2 separate regions of the Mus musculus genome follow, and region 1 is linked to region 2. Evidence: chromatin loops called from intact Hi-C (ENCODE). Cell type or tissue: left cerebral cortex. All regions are shown on one strand. Each heading gives the region's core, and the rest is flanking DNA. Links, peaks and the distances in the headings are about the cores only.

The links. A loop is a pair of places that touch in the nucleus more often than their neighbours do. Peaks named below come from ENCODE experiments on the same cell type or tissue, not always from the same donor. Only the 100,000 strongest peaks of a DNase experiment are listed, where the experiment ranks them.
Region 1: it touches region 2 in a loop (5-fold over the local background); 1 of 42 quality-filtered maps calls a loop at or near these places.

The regions. Positions count from the first base shown.
Region 1 is chr7:96,678,684-96,681,599 of GRCm38, forward strand. All of the region lies in intron 7 of Tenm4 (teneurin transmembrane protein 4), which reads left to right. Among named protein-coding and RNA genes, the nearest start is that of Gm15413, 120 kb to the right of the region's middle. In left cerebral cortex, for the core only: no CTCF peak of the experiment used is centred there; DNase peaks (open chromatin) are centred at 1,450 and 1,972; H3K27ac peaks cover 1,449 bases.
Region 2 is chr7:96,571,828-96,574,743 of GRCm38, forward strand. The region is part of intron 6 of Tenm4 (teneurin transmembrane protein 4); the gene reads left to right. Among named protein-coding and RNA genes, the nearest start is that of Gm15413, 230 kb to the right of the region's middle. In left cerebral cortex, for the core only: no CTCF peak of the experiment used is centred there; DNase peaks (open chromatin) are centred at 209 and 1,363.

The sequences.
Region 1 (2,916 bases), core at 124-2,623, 110 kb after region 2:
TATTAGTAACAGTATAGCCCATTTAATGATGAACAAAGACTGGCTTCATATCTATTGATTTAAAAAAACAAACAAACAAAAAAAAAAAAACAACCAAACAACCAACCAAACAACAACAACAACAACAAAAACCAAAGGGTATCTTCAAGAAGCCATCTTTGAGTCTCTTTGTTCCAAACTAGGTCACATGCTCATTTCTGTACCATTCATTGACCCAGGAGATGGAGTCACCTTGCTCTCTCTCAAACATTGTCAGCCGTGGCCATACCCCCAACAGTCTTACTCCTCTCTGTCAAATGGAAGGATGGGAGTCAGATGGCAAAGTCTTCTTTCCGCATCCAGAACTGCCCACATAATTCATTTGGTCCAGCGTACATTGGAAGTGTAGGGCCCCTAATCAAAACTTATTTGGCAAATTTCAAGATGATGACAGCATATGGAATCAAGAATGAGACCCTCTGATTGGACAGCTCTTGAGTGACTGTAAAGAAGACACACTGGCCTTAACCACTTGCTTCTTGCTTCACCATGTTTGATTGGTAACCCTGTGCCTACTCTGTGATTTGTTCAGTGCCCGGCAGACCACAGGTGCCAGGGGGAAGGAGAGGAGACACAGGTGTAGCTGAACTGTTGTCTCCAGTCTTCTCCAGTCTGGGGAAATGGTGGCTAGGATGGTGGACACTGGTGACCTCTTCCCAATTCTGAGAACAGTCCTGAAACATCCCACCTCTCTTGTGAGCCTCCTAGTGAAATCTTTGTATTTTGAGCTTGGAACGTTTTATTTATTTTCTTATGTTGGTCTTTGGGGCTATAATGCCCACTGAAATATGTCATACTTTCGGGACAATGCTCCTCTGGATTGCAAAGGTGGCCAGGGTGTCTACACTTGTCACCTGCATTTACTTCTCATCTGCGTTCACCATCTGAGGTGGTGACTGGCCTTTCGAAGGGATGTTCAGAAATGTCAGCCACACCGTCGGTGTTCTTTTCCAACTTGGGAAAGTGGTCCTCAATATGTTGGTAATGATTGCAGTGGTTTTTGTCTCACACTGAGAACTATGTGGACTCTAGGGAGAGCCAGAGATTTAAAGAAATGTTTTGACAAGATGACCTAGTTGGAGACACTGGGCAAAAACACAGGAAGAGTTAAGTAACAAGCCCTGTCACCATAAAGACATCAGGAGGGCAGTGCTTAATTAAATTAATTGCCTCTGAGTGGTGCAAACCACATTCCCTCTATTTTCTGCTTGCCTGCCTCTGCTCACACTGTCCCTGCGTATTATCCATTGTCCCTATCATTTAGCTGTGTCCATCTTCAAGACCTCTAGGGACTGTCTCTGAGGCCTTGAACAAAGTGTCCTGCAGTGTGCTTGCTGCAAGCTGCCATCTGCTAGTGGTTTGTTGCTTCTCTTAGGTCCTCTCTTCAAATCTGACAAGAGCCTATCAGTCCATTCCAGCCCAATCGCACTGGACATGCACCCAGGGTCTTACTGATTTCCATGCTGTCTGCAGTTATGGCTCATAGCCCGAAACCTGACCTGTGAGAGAACCTTGGCACCTGAACGGCCTCTCTCTCTACTCCTGTTTCCTGGCCTTGTACATAATAGGTGCTAGTGTCTGACTGGCCTCTGCCTTGAGAAAATGGGAAAGAACTATGACTTTGGAGGGTCCCAGAGTTCCCATGATCCTCGGGAAGTCTGAGATCCCAGCTGAAAGATGCAGCTCTCGGACTGGAGAAAGGCCAGAAGAGTGGTGTGAGCTGTTAGCCTCACACCAGGCTCCCCAGAGCTGCTGCCTCTCTTCTTGCCTTGGCCTTCCACCTACAATTACCAGTCTTCCCCATCAGTCTGCTGGGACAACACAGTTCCCCTGGGAGTCTGCCTGCAATGCTTTTCCTGCACTGACTACAGCCCAGCACAGATGAGCTCAGACAAGGCAAATATGGAGGGCCAGGGAAGAGTGTCTGTAATTATAGCGCAGACCTCAAGTGTGTGCGAAGGAGGCGGGCAGACAATCTTCACAGAGGCTTTGACATTTAGAAATCTTCCTCAGTGCCACATTTGAGTCCTTGAGAGGGAGGAACAGAGATGTTATTTCTGAAGTTCCTTCAGGCAGGCGCAGTTCCCATGGTTTGGACATGATTGCTCCTCTATGGCCTTCCCTGCCCAGACCTCAGGTCCTGCCTATCCAGATGCAGGACAGACCTGGGCATCTGGACCATCCCTCTCTAGTCCTCTGAATACAAGGCTGCAAGTGGTGACCATTGCGTTTTGTGTCAGACTTCACAAAACTGGCTGTCCCCAGCTTCAGTGGGTCGCCCCAGAGAGGACATACTTAGTGCTGGGTTTGAATCTACTTCCTCCTGGGTAGCCTGCAGCTTGCCATTCATTTCTGCAAGCATGAGTTTCCTCCTGTGTGAAATAGGATGAATGGCTTTAGATCTTCACAGTGCAATGATGTGGAATGGAAAACTTCAATGTAAAGTTTTAACCACCATGCTTGCCTGGCACACAGGAGACTCAGTGCTCGCTCATGAGAAAGGGGGATAGCACCAAGAGGTGTTCCCTGGGTGACCTGACCCAAAGAAGGATTCTGAGCACATACACAGATCCCAACATCTTTTTTGTATTTGGAAGGCCTCTGCCTGATTTGCATGGGCAGTTAAGAGAATGGAGACATAAAAAGGGTTTTGGTCATATTTTATTTGATGTCTTCCTTTCTGGGGCGATGCCTAATGTGTATCAGCTGGCTGCGTTTGCCTAATTTTAGTCATTAGATTAAGGAGGGATGAGGTAGTTTGTCCTTGGGGATTAAAAAAAAAATCGATGGGAGTAAGTGTGATTAGTTACAGTGTGCCTGAGTTATACAGCAGGAGCTGAGGATGTACAAAAAGTGCAGAATTCCAGCGAGGATGGG
Region 2 (2,916 bases), core at 129-2,628:
TTGGTGTCTTGCAGGGCTTTGCAAAAGTATGCTTTACTGAGCAAAACCCTCAGCCATCACACATTCATCCATTAGATCGGTTCTTGGAATATGGAAGTGTTTGGGGTAGGAGGATTCAGGCTAACAAGCTGCAGAATACAATCTGTGCGGTCCTCCAAAAACTAAAACACTCCTTTCTATACTTACCTCTACTTTATATACAGAGAAACCTCCGAATCATGAAGCCATGGACCTTGCCAAAGTCACAGCATCCTAAGGAGCTCTGCTAGGATATGGATCTCAGCGTTTTGCTGTTGTGTGTGTTCAATGCCTTTAGCTTCCTCCTTGTTTCTGGCCCAGCACCAGCTAACTCCACCATAGTATGACTAAAGAGTAGGAAACACAGTCTTGATGAAGGTACCAAGGACTGTGGCTCCTCCTCCTCTGACCTGGAACTCTCCTGGCCAGCCTGCTTGCCTTTGGACGAGGGCCTTCCATTGAAGCACTTTCCAAATCAGGCTCTGTCTAACATCTTAGCGAGACATTTGTATGAGCACTCTGCCCTTCTGCCTAACAGGGACCTCAAAACCTGTGACGCTGGAATGAAATGCATTAGTATGTTTGTTTTTGAAAATACGTGGAATCTGTCTCAAATTTAGAACCTGCTTTTGTGCTCAACTAAAATGTGTTGAATGTTTTCGGGATAGTAACTCCAAAAATTATATAGTGATACTTGGTCCGATGAAACTATTATTTAATCTGGTATAGATAGGGGAAGGAACTGTCAGAACTGAAAGCCTTTGGCCTCGGGAGCTGAGGACTCTTCACCTTGGAGCCAAATCCAGATATAACCCTGGAAGCGTGCAGGGTTATAGTTTGGTAGAAAAGGGATAAAATGGGCCACCAGTTCCCCTCCCCAGGGCACTGAAGCAGACAGCAGCAGCTGCATGTAGTTTTGATTGTCATAAGTACAGAACTGTTTCAGAGACAAGAACCAAAAAGTTCAGTCCTACCCTGAGTCCAAACAGAGACCAGCGGAGCACTGTGGGGGAGAGGGGATATTGGGGTGCTAGCATGGGCTATTTTCTTTTGACTCTAGGTTTCAAGTTCCAGTTTCGAGACCTATTTGCCTATTCATTCCCGTATCCTTGGTACTGTCCAATGTGCCGTCAGTACCTATACCTGCAGGTCCGATTTTGGCAATTATCGATAGAAACAGTATTTCTGTATTTGCAAGCCTGCATTTGTGATGGAACAATTAGAGGCCAATCCTGGTGTTTCCGTGATTTAACTGGCTTTGCTTCTTCTGTTAGTCAGACTTTGCTCCGCATCGTCTCTCAAGGATCCAGAGTAATAGAGATTGCATTTTCTGCAGCAAATGGCTTTCTGGCTGCTTTTCACAGCCCATGGCTCTGCTTAGTCATATGGCTCTGCCTAACTACAAGGGAGCAGAGAAATGTGTAACTACATAGATGGGGGAAGGAGAGAATATGGATGCAGGTTGTGATATAGTTTTTGGCTGTGTGCAAGCACTAGACCAGTGATTCTCAACCTTCCTAACGCTGAAGCCCTTTAATGCAGTTCGTGTCATGGTGATCTCCAACCATAAATTTATTTTCAATGCTATTTCATAACTGTAATTTGGCTATTGTTATGAATCATAACCTGAATATCTATGTTTTCCAGTGGTGGTCTTAGGTGACCCCTGTGAAAGAGTTTCTGACCCACAGGTTGAGAACCACTGCTACCTTGCCCCATCTGGCCTATTATAACAAAATGACTTAGGCTGTAAACTATAAACAACAGAAAGTTATTGCTGGAAGTTCTGAAGTCTAGGAAGTGTAATATCAGAGGATCAGTAGATTCCTCGTCTGGTGAGGGGCCTACTTTCTTGGTTCCTTTTCTATGTCCTCACATGGTGGGAAGGGGAACAGTTTCTTCAAGCCTATTTTATAGATGCATTCATTCTAGAAATAAGGGCAGAGTTCCTATGACCTAATCAATTCCTTGGTGCCTTAGCTCTTCAAACTAAGAGAATGCCTGAAATTAGGTTTCAACGTATGAATTTTTCAGGGACATAAACCGTCAGGCCAGTTGGCAAGGCAACTGTGGTGATGCAGTGAGGGATGCTAGGGCATGACTGTAGAGAGAGATAATAAGCTGAGAGCTAGACATTGTTGTGTCTGAAGGACCCAAGGAACCTCTAAAGCCAAAGTGTTTGGGAAGCACTTGAATATTAGGGCCAGAGGCTTAGGAGAGTTTTCCCACTTTCCCTAGTGGCTCAGAAATTAAAGGTGTGGGGGTGACCTCTGGGGAGAATAGTGCTTGCCTCCGGGGATCTCAAATTACACATCGATCCCAATACCAGAATTGCTTTTTTAAATTGTGTGACAATCTGGGTGCCTTTGAAATGGAGTCACTTCCTGCTTGACACTTTCCTAAGGCCCAGTCTCCCCAGCTGGGAGAAGTCACAGCTCCCTGGGCTTCTGCCACCCCACCCATCCCCCAGCCCCCACCCCATCCCACCCTCCCGTGGGTGTTGGGATCCTACACTGTCATTGTTCAGAGGCAGAGTCCCGGGGGTGGCATTTGTTCACCAGTCCTGGTGCCCAGGTGCTCAGGTAGAGTTGCTTGAACAAATGAATGAGTTAATGACAAGCTATTCAAAACTACTGGATCCCTTGTGAGACCCAAAATAGTCCTTCCACACTGGAGAGGCTTTTTAATAAGTTATAACACAGCAAATTAAAATAAACATTTGTCTAAACTTCCACCAACCAAGTCTCCTGAGGGTTGAACACCTTTTCATCTACAAAGTGCTTTCAAAACAAGAGCTGATTCTCCCCCTCAAGGCCCCTGGATATTGTAAACAGTAAACACATTCAGAAATAGATTAGCATTCAGTAGCTACGTTGCTGCAGGCTAGTTTTACAGAAC